Regions from separate parts of the Homo sapiens genome. Here region 1 is linked to region 2. A link is a contact called in ENCODE Hi-C or POLR2A ChIA-PET data. All regions are on one chromosome and are shown on one strand. The core of a region is the stretch at or near the end of the contact, and the rest is flanking DNA. Distances in the headings are between cores, read along the strand shown.

The links. Hi-C counts contacts between places; a loop is a spot of excess contacts on that map. ChIA-PET counts read pairs that join two places held with the same protein, here RNA polymerase II (POLR2A). Pooled maps may share reads with other maps.
Region 1: a pooled map of heart left ventricle shows a loop between it and region 2 (2.7-fold over the local background). The contact joins the promoter of LINC02432 here to the enhancer-like site in region 2. A Hi-C loop is called at or near these places in 2 of 168 maps with a recorded cell type or tissue (HepG2 and PC-3) and 11 of 50 pooled maps. POLR2A ChIA-PET finds 5 or more read pairs at or near these places in 1 of 52 experiments (Panc1).

The regions. Positions count from the first base shown.
Region 1 is chr4:141,330,412-141,335,740 of GRCh38, reverse strand. It overlaps LINC02432 (long intergenic non-protein coding RNA 2432), which reads left to right and starts at 3,124. Exons shown (of 4, transcript NR_121625.1): 1 at 3,124-3,582. RefSeq lists an enhancer at 3,030-4,229.
Region 2 is chr4:141,151,806-141,156,801 of GRCh38, reverse strand. It overlaps a transcript of RNF150 not described here. Among named protein-coding and RNA genes, the nearest start is that of RNF150, 21 kb to the right of the region's middle. Within about 2 kb of position 2,405, at least 2 of the 41 ENCODE cell types and tissues checked have a DNase peak (open chromatin) inside an H3K27ac peak, as active enhancers do.

The DNA of each region.
Region 1 (5,329 bases), core at 1,875-4,374, 180 kb before region 2:
TGAACTTGAAAACTTTTTTGAGCTTATTTACTTAATTTATGAGTGCTGTTTTATTTATAAGTCAATTTGGTAGATATGATATATAACATAATAAATATGCATATACATAAACATATCTAATGCATATACACACATAATAATCTAATAGCTTTTATTTCAGAACACTAGCCATGAGATAGCAATACAAACTCAACAGTTTACAAACATGTACACATGGCTAAACTTTGTTTACCCCAATAAGTAATCCAACAAATGCTGTAAACTAAAATTTTGGGTAAAGCAGTTTCCGTGGTAGTTTGATTTTTAAAGGGCAAACCTTCACAGACTCCAAAGAACACAGGGGTCAAACAGCAACACAGAACAACATCACATATTAACCAGCCTGATCCTACTTAGAACAGCAGCCTAAAAGCCTGGATAGACAGAACTCTATCCTGCTTTCTCATTCAACAGCATGACCCATGGAGAGGCCAAATTTCCCCAGATTCCAAGGAATATTGGGGCCAAACTGTATTACAAAAGATTATCAGTTTATCAAATTCTGATTTCCCATGGCTATATGGACTATCTAAAGAGGGCCAATCAAACATCACTGTGCAAAACATCATCAACAAAACTCTGTCAACCTTTGAATGGTGGCTTCCTTCACCAAAGTTCTAACTAAGTAAGGGTTGCCAGATAAAGTACAGAAGGCCCAGTTAAACTTGAAATGCATATGAACAAGAAATATATTTTAGTATGAATATGTCTCATGCAATATTTGGGACATAATTATGCTAAAGAAAGTATTCACAGTTTTTCCAACATTCAAATTGGAATGAGTGTCCTGTATTTTTATTTGCTAAAATGGGCAACCCTAAGCTGGTATCTCTACAGTTACATACACTTACCAACCCCACCCATTCATACTGGTCCAAGTTACACCCCAAAAGAGGGCAGAAACAGAATCTGAACAAGCTCAAGTTTGGAGGGCAAAAATGTTTCATTCTGCCTTCTGGATTGCTGTATGAAGACTTTTGTTGTGAAAGATATGAATAGAACCATGTGGAGGGGAAAAAGTGTGACGTTGAGAGTGTCCTATAAGCAAACCAGCACCCCCAAAATCCACGCTGCTTCCACTAACTTCTGTCACTGGCTTCCCACACCCAGTGAGTTCCTATTAAAATCCTTCCTTCTGTGGGATATCCTCCACTGAAGTAGTCACTTTTGTGCAATGCTTTACTACCAATATCTACCTAGAGAAATCAGGCTAAATGAATCTAGTCTCATACTTTGTAAAACTCAATTATAAATTGTTTCAAATGCTGTTTTGAAGGATGTGAACCCTCATGAAGTTACATCTGAGGTAAATATTTCATGGGTATGATAGTTAATTTTTTCATTTAAATGATGCAATGTTATGTTATTCCTTGTTTTGTATGCAGGCACACATGTGCACATAAATAAAAACTGTTACTGATCTGTACAGCCTTTTATAGCCCTATAACCATGACTTCAGGTCTCACTTAAATACTGAGTCTCACCCAGCTTTTGTTAGTGGGTATCTTTAAAAATGGCAAAATCAGGACTTGAATCCATTCAGAGCATGTACACATAGCATATGAAAAACATTGACTTGCTGCCTGCCATTGCCTAGGAATATCCTGGACCAAGTCCCAGACACTGGCCTATGTCCCAGACACTGGTTTTCACCTTGATAGATTATCTGGTTCTAACTGCACAACATAATGTAATGTCCAGTCAATTTCACAAGATCCTCACATTCATGTGTTCTGAGACATCTCTCAAATATTGGGTAATGTACTCGAGCTTGTATTCCCAGAGTTTGTTATAGCCCAAAGCCTTCTAATTAGATATATAGAACTTGCTAATAATCACTTCTGTATTCATCGTTATTAATATAGTATTCAACTGTGCTGTTGTCTTAATGAGTAGAAGTTCATACACTGAGCAGAAAATTGCTCACCTTTTATAAAGATACTGAGAGGTGACAGCGTGCAGGCAGTCCTCACAGCCCTCGCTCGCTCTGGGCGCCTCCTCTGTCTGGGCTCCCACTTTGGCGGCACTTGAGGAGCCCCCTTCAGCCCACCGCTGCACTGTGGGAGCCCCTTTCTGAGCTGGCCAAGGCCAGAGCCGGCTCCCTCAGCTTGCAGGGAGGTGTGGAGGGAGAGGCGCGAGCGGGAACCGGGGCTGCGCCCGGCGCTTGCGGGCCAGCTGGAGTTCCGGGTGGGCGTGGGCTTGGCGGGCCCTGCACTCGGAGCAGCCGGCCGGCCCTGCACTCGGAGCAGCCGGCCGGCCCTGCACTCGGAGCAGCCGGCCGGCCCTGCACTCGGAGCAGCCGGCCGGCCCTGCACTCGGAGCAGCCGGCCGGCCCTGCACTCGGAGCAGCCGGCCGGCCCTGCACTCGGAGCAGCCGGCCGGCCCTGCACTCGGAGCAGCCGGCCGGCCCTGCCGGACCCGGGCAATGAGGGGCTTAGCACCCGGGCCAGCGGCTGTGGAGGGTGTACTGGGTCCCCCAGCAGTGCCAGCCCACCGGCGCTGCGCTCGATTTCTCGCCGGGCCTCAGCTGCCTTCCCGTGGGGCAGGGCTCGGGACCTGCAGCCCGCCATGCCTGAGCCTCCCACTCCCTCAGTGGGCTCCTGTGCGGCCCGAGCCTCCTCGAGGAGCGCCATCCCCTGCTCCACGGCGCCCAGTCCCATCAACCACCCAAGGGCTGAGGAGTGCGGGCGCACGGCGCGGGACTGGCAGGCAGCTCCATCTGCAGCCCCGCTGCGGGATCCACTGGGTGAAGCCAACTGGGCTCCTGAGTCTGGTGGGGACGTGGAGAACCTTTATGTCTAGCCCGGGGATTGTAAATACACCAATCGGCACTCAGTATCTAGCTCAAGGTTTGTAAACACATCAATCAGCACCCTGTGTCTAGCTCAGGGTTTGTGAATGCACCAATGGACACTCTGTATCTAGCTACTCTGGTGGGGACGTGGAGAACCTTTGTGTCTAGCTCAGGGATTATAAACGCACCAATCAGCGCCCTGTCAAAACAGACCACTAGGCTCTACCAATCAGCAGGATGTGGGTGGGGGCCAGATAAGAAAATAAAAGCAGGCTGCCTGAGACAGCAGTGGCAACCCGCTCCGGTGTCCTTCCATGCTGTGGAGGCTCTGTTGTTTCGCTCTTTCTACTGCTTACTCTTCGGGTCCACACTGCTTTTATGAGCTGTAACACTCACCCTGAAGGTTTGCAACTTGACTCCTGAAGCCAGCAAGACCACGAGCCCCAGGGAGGAACGAACAACTCCAGACGCGCTGCCTTAAGAGCTGTAACACTCACCGAGAAGGTCTGCAGCTTCACTCCTGAGCCAGCGAGGCCACGAACCCACCAGAAGGAAGAAACTCTGAACACATCCGAACATCAGAAGGAACAAACTCCAGACGTGCCACCTTAAGAGCTGTTAACACTCACCGCGAGGGTCCGCGGCTTCATTTTTGAAGTCAGTGAGACCAAGAACCAACCAATTCGGGACACAATACCAACTCTTTCATGCCAGGAGAAGCCTCCTTAAAAAATTTCGGTGATTAACAGGTAAATATCACTTACCACCTGTGCTAAACTTACCAGTTATTACGTATACTACAGGATATTCTGCTGAAAATATGGGCAAATATAGGTGTGTAAAAAGTCCCAGTATTAGTGGGGTGGGGAACAGAGAATCTATGGCTGGTGATCACACCTGAAGCTACTATGTGCTTATTCCTGCTGGCTGACGTTTGCTGTGTGGCAAGTGCCTCTGTTCCTAAACACCATACTCTTCCTGAAATCTCTAACATGCTCACATCCGATTTCCAGGTAGAAGGAGTTAGGCATGCAAGCATCATGATTTTCTCAGCTAAGTGTTGACATGTCCCTAAAGTCTTCAGACAATTTTCTGTTCCTGTAAATGTTCCTCACCTATTACTCATGACAACTGTCCTCCTTTCATCCTCTTTAAGCTCTGCTCAAAGAAACCACTCAAAAGAAATTTTCATGAAATCAACTCACCAGGCAGAGAGTACCAGAGTACGCTGTGAGCTGGATCGGGGACAGCCTGTTTTGTCACCATTGTTTCATTAGCATCTAGTAGAGTTCTCGGTGCATATGTGCTCTAGGCACACTTAAGAGAGAAAAAAGAAATATATGCTCAGACCCTATTACACACACTCAAATAAAACAAATTTCTTTATTCATTTTAATAGTTTCTAAATATCATTATACTCTTCTATTAGTAGGATAATCTTCAGAAAATCAGAACTAAAAAGGCATTATTAGGATTTATTTTTAGAGTTTATAGTATGAGTGTTTTTTAAATTTCTCATTCTCGCTCCTTTGCTTTCTATTTACTATTTGTTGAGTATTTATTATATGTAAGAAAAACTATACTAAGTGTTGTGGATTTCATAAATTTAGTATTTAAATTTCCTGAAGATTCCAATAAAGGCTTTCTCTTTTCTTTGAACAAACACACTTAACCACCCCCTAAAAATCCACTGAGTAGTGTTTATACTGTCTTAATCTTTTCAGATGCTAAAAGCAACATATTCCTAAGCTGAGACATTCTCTACAGTAAAACATAATTTTTCCCAATTATAAGAAATTTAAGAGATGTTAGGGAAGAAACTATAAAGACGTATTTTATATCCAGAAAAGCTAGATGTTTTCCATTTTAGTTGATGTTATATATTCTGGGCACATTCCTGGACTGAAAAACAGAAGTATACTACATTTCTAAGACACATTCCCCAAAACAGCTTTACATAGAAGTTCCTGTGATCCTAATTACAACCCTATCAAGTAGGTGGGTGGGTATTAATAGATCACTTGGGGGTATGAAAATCATAGTGCAGACATACTGAATGACTTCTCCAGCATCAACAGGGAAGTAACAACAGCCTCTTTGGAAGGTAGCCCAGTACAAAGGATTTGAGAGTCATAAAACCTGGGTTTGAAACTGTGATTTGGTGAAATTACTTAATATATCTCTCTCTCTCTCTTTCCCCATAAAAAAGAAATTAGGTTGAACCATTTGAAATTTCCAATATGCAACATTTTCGACCTACAAAAATGGCAATTTCATGAGGTTCAACCTCATAATAATGTTAACACTTAAAAGAGTTGTTCTAAATGTAAAACCCAATACTATATTTAAAGCATCTAGCACGGAGCCTGGAATAGAGAAGTGCTAGACAAATGCTAGTTCTTTTTGTCCTTCCAGTGTCAGTCCTACAGCATCAGCACAATTCTGTCACTCATGTCTCAGCCATTCCTTGTAAGATTTTAGACAATGTAAAATACA
Region 2 (4,996 bases), core at 1,156-3,655:
CTGAGTAGCTGAGATTACAGGTATGTGCCAACACACCTGGTTAATTTTTTTTTTTTTTTTTTTTTTTAGTAGTAGAGACAGGGTTTTGCCATATTGGTCAGGCTGGTCTCAAACTCCTGATCTCAGGCGATCTGCCCACCTCAGCCTCCCAAAGTGCTGGGATTACAGGTGTGAGCCACTGTGCCTGGCCTGCACAAATATTTTTAATTAAATATAATATCAGCCAGGAGCAGTGACTCATGCCTGTAGTCCCAGCTACTTGGGAGGCTGAGATAGGAAGATCACCTAAGCTCGGTCATTCAAGACCAGCCTGGACACATAGAAAGACCTCGTCTCTAAAATAATGTCAAAAAATCAGTCAGGTGTTGTGGCACATGCCTGTAGTCCCTCCTACTCAGGAGGATGAGGCAGGAGGATGGCTTGAGCACAGGAGATCAAGGCTGCAGTGAGCTATGATTGCACCACTGCACTTCAACCTGGATGACAGAGTAAGACCCTGTCTCAGAAATAAATAAATAAATATACTATAATCTTCATATGCATGCAACAATAGAATTTAGACATGAGAAATAAAAATAAAATGTTCAGCTCCCCAACTGACTAAATGGACACTCTCTTGGCCAAGGGGACCTCAGAGAAAGCTTAGAAACAGGGTTTCCAGCCATGATGGGATGGAAGGTCCATGTTGCCTCCTTTTTCCTCCTCCTTCCAGCCATGATGGGATGGAAGGTCCATGTTGCCTCCTTTTTCCTCCTCCTTCCAGCCATGATGGGATGGAAGGTCCATGTTGCCTCCTTTTTCCTCCTCCTTCCAGCCATGATGGGATGGAAGGTCAGGCTCACCTACTTTTTCCTCCTCCCTCACTAACCACCAGACTTTTCTTTCCTAAGAGTTAAACAGAAACCTGTCCTTTTGAAAGACTTGCTCTGCTACTGATTTCAAACAACTGCCTGATACTGCAACCAGACTCCCCTTCGTTTTTGTGGTTTCGGCACAACAATTGACCAGCATTCCTGGCTGGTGAGAGACCACGCACCATGGACTCGTTCTGGCTGTTTACAGGACTGGGCACTGCATGTCTTTGTGTCCTCCATTTCACCTTTTGACATATACAGCCAAATTTTGATGCATTTAAATGTTGTCTCCACCCCAAAGTGAAAATGGGATGTATATAACATTCATGTTTGCTTACTACTCATACTTGCATACCCAATTTTGTGATTATTCCTAGTCCTGCTATACCCTGTTTAATATGTATACTTATCCAACCCATTCAGCATAAATTCCTGTCTCACCCTTCCTCCTTCAAAGTGCCCACTTTCAGTTTCTGCCAGAATCTATGCTTCTCGGCCTGTAGGATGGCCGGCTTGCAGGCTGCAACTCTTTTTAAGGAATAAAGCTCTCGGCCGGTCGTAGTGGCTCACGCCTGTAATCCCAGCATTTTGGGAGGCCGAGGCGGGTGGATCATCTGAGGTCAGGAGTTCAAGGCCAGCCTGGCCAACATAGTGAAACCTGCCTCTACTAAAAATACAAAAAAAAAAAAAAAAAATCAGCCGGGTGTGGTGGTGCATGCCTGTAGTTCCAGTTACTCAGGAGGCTGAGGCAGGAGAATTGTTTGAACCCAGAAGGCAGAGGTTGCAGTGAGCCAAGATCGCGCCACTGCACTCCAGTCTGGGTGACAGGGCATGACTCTGTCTCAAAATAAAATAAAATAAAACATAAAGCTCTCCTCTCCAAATGTATAGATCTCACAATTTTAAGTTGACGGACAAAAGAGGATTGTTTATGAAGAAGGAGCTAATGGTAAAATATCTGACTCTGACGAAGGATGACATCACCAAGCATTTATTTTAGTGAATAGGCATATTTCTAAAATGCCTGTCTCCTATCATTATGAGTCAGGCATGAAGGTAATTACCTCTACCCATCTTTAGGGTTACTGATAAAACTAAATGAGACACTGCATCTGAAACATAGGTTGTTGTTGAATAATGGTTTCTCTCTTTTCCTCATCTCTACCAATTTGTGTTCTTTCATCCTTCAAACCTTCCTGAGAGCTTACCTTCTCATGATACGATTTCTTTAAGTTAAATTCAGCTGTTAATTTATGTTCTTTTTGCACTCAAATATGTGGTCTGCATTTTAAGTATAGCTGCTTAAGTTTTCAGATGTGTTGCACAGGGGCATATTCTATCTCTCTAGAAACACACCAGAATTGCAAGGTGTTCAGCCAAGGCAGAGAAATTGGCCTCCACTTGTTCTCGAGTGTGTGTGTTCTCTGACTCTTCTCAACTCTTCCCCAGCCCCCCAGCATTTAGCCCACTGATCCAAATAGAGTCATTACCCAACAAATTGTGAGAAGTGCTTGCCTAACAGCCCCTCTAACTTAATAGCATTGTGCCACACAGGCACGCTAAGGAAGGACAGAATGACCTCTTTCATTATGCAGGCCTGTGATGTTCCTCATTAGTTTTATAAGAGCCAATTCCTTTCACCAGAGTGGGGAGGATCTGGCTACTTACGTGGGAAGAACGTAAGTTGGAAATTGGCCAAGGAACTGATAGTACTATCAACTGGACACAGAGTCTTTCTGCTTTATGTCAACTATTACAGCAGAGCTCCTCCTGTTGTTTACTCTGTGGGCAGTCTTAAAATGATGTGTCTAATAGCAAAGTCTTACTGAGTGCCATTTATGTACCTGGAACTATTCTAAGTGCTTATACATATATGGACTCATTTAGTACTCACAGCAAACTGATGAGATAAGTATAATGATTATCTGTTTTACACATGAAAAAACTGAGGCACAGAGAGATGGAGAAATTTGTCCCAAAGCAGACAACTAATAAGTGGCATATCTGGGATTCAATCTCAGCAAACTAACTCGAGAGCCTGCTCTCTTAGCCATACATTACACTGTGGTGTATGCTCACTGCTGCATACCTCCTCTATTCACTATGGATCAATCCTGTAGGCATACATGAACACCTATGAGAAAAAGTTTCAAAGACAGGTTAGACATCATTTCTACTCTCTGTGGTCCCACAATCTAGTTGGGAAACAAATAGAAAAATATGTAATGGAAACTTTATATCCTTCTGGACCATTTGAAACCTACTATATCATCTACCCACTCACTATCCTCTTTCTCTTTGGATAGGTGAATGCTCATCTGAAGATGTTTTACCATTATTTCTTTACTGTGTGGGTTAGTACACAGGGCTGCCATAACAAATTACCACAGACTGGGTGTCTTTAGACAACAGAAATTTATTTTCTCACAATTCTAAGAGCTTGAAGTTCAAGATCAAGGTGTCAGCAGGGTTGGTTTCTTCTGAGGCCCCTCCCCTTGGCTTGTAGATGGCCATCTTTCCCTGTGTCTTGACATGGTCTTCCTCTTACCCATCTGTGTCCAGACTTACTCTTTCTTTAGGGACATCAGCGAAACTGGATTAAGACCCACCTTAATGACCTCATTTTAACTTCATTACCTCTTTAAAAACCCTTTCTCCAAACACAGTCACCATCTGTGGTACTGGGAGTTAGGACTTCAATAAACGAATCAATAAATGAATTTTTGGGGAACACAACTCAGTCCACAACACTGTATTAACCCTCCCTCCCCAACAACTTCTCTAGAAAGTGCTCTGACATCTTTAATGACAATATACTCCCAGCACTTGAAAGAATTAAAAATTTTTCTCAGTCTGAGACAGGAGAAGAAAAAAATTATGTGTATTGCAAGCAAAGTGCATAATTAAGATGTTGCGAATGATTCCTGGGAATACCCTTCTGGTAACTCAAAAACACTGCCAGCATCAGGACAAATAGCTAATGCATGTGGGGCTTAATACCTAGGTAATGGGTTGATAGGTGCAGCAAACCACCATGACACACATTTACATATGTAAAAAACCTGCATATTCTGCACATGTATCCCAGAAATTAAAGTAAAATTTATAAAAACACTGCCTATAATTGCTTTCAAAGGCTAATTTAGTATTCTTCCCATTATATGATGTTACATATGTGTGTAAAGTGAAGTTTATCTAACAAAAAAATAGATTGCACACCCCAGCTTTTATCCCCCAGAAGTGGTTAGTACACCCCAAACATCTTCTGGGGCAGGATAAAATTAGGAGTGAGCCCTTATAATGGTGATAAAGTAAATATAAGGGTTGAGAAGATCTCATTACGTAATTCATAGTGAGAGTCATTATCCACTACAATTGACAGAATGCTTTCTGTGAATAAATTTTACCTTTTTTCATGCAAATAAATAATAAAATAATAAAATAAATACATGGATGGCACTTTATGTTTTGCAATGTGTTACATTAAAGTAACAAAGTCATGTCATAGGTCAAAATAATATTCAGATAGTTCATATTCGTTTTATCAAAAGGATGGAATATTCCCTCCTAACACTAGTTATTTTGCTCAATTCATCTCAAAAGTTAGTAATTTTGAAAAGGAATGCTTACATTTTCTTTTTATGTGACTGGACAAAATTCCAGTGTGGGTGTTCAATCCACCCTTCAGGGACAAAAGCAACATGGCTGAATTTTTAAGTGAATTGCTTTGTGGCAATATCTCACCCGTTGATGAATCCTTGTGGCATAATATAATTCTGTAATAAAATTTCACAGCTCAATCGTTCATATATTTCTAATGATTCACAGCACAATTTCCCAGATTGCTTGAGAGGGATTAACAGATTACATAAAAGCCATTGTTAAAATTGATCAAATGACAATTTTATCGCTGTTACTGAACTCCACATTTTTTTTTTTGGCTGTCAATGAAAGTTTTGTAAAAGAACACATGGCAGACCTACATCATGAATTTTTCCAAAAATTAAATATTTTCCAACCATAGCTATCTGGTAAATCAATTAGAACAGCTTTTCCATCTTAATGAAATTTGAAGCTGGTTTACTAAAGAAATTTTCTGTGAATAATTTTATTTTATCATGGGAACACATTTGCTTTCTTCA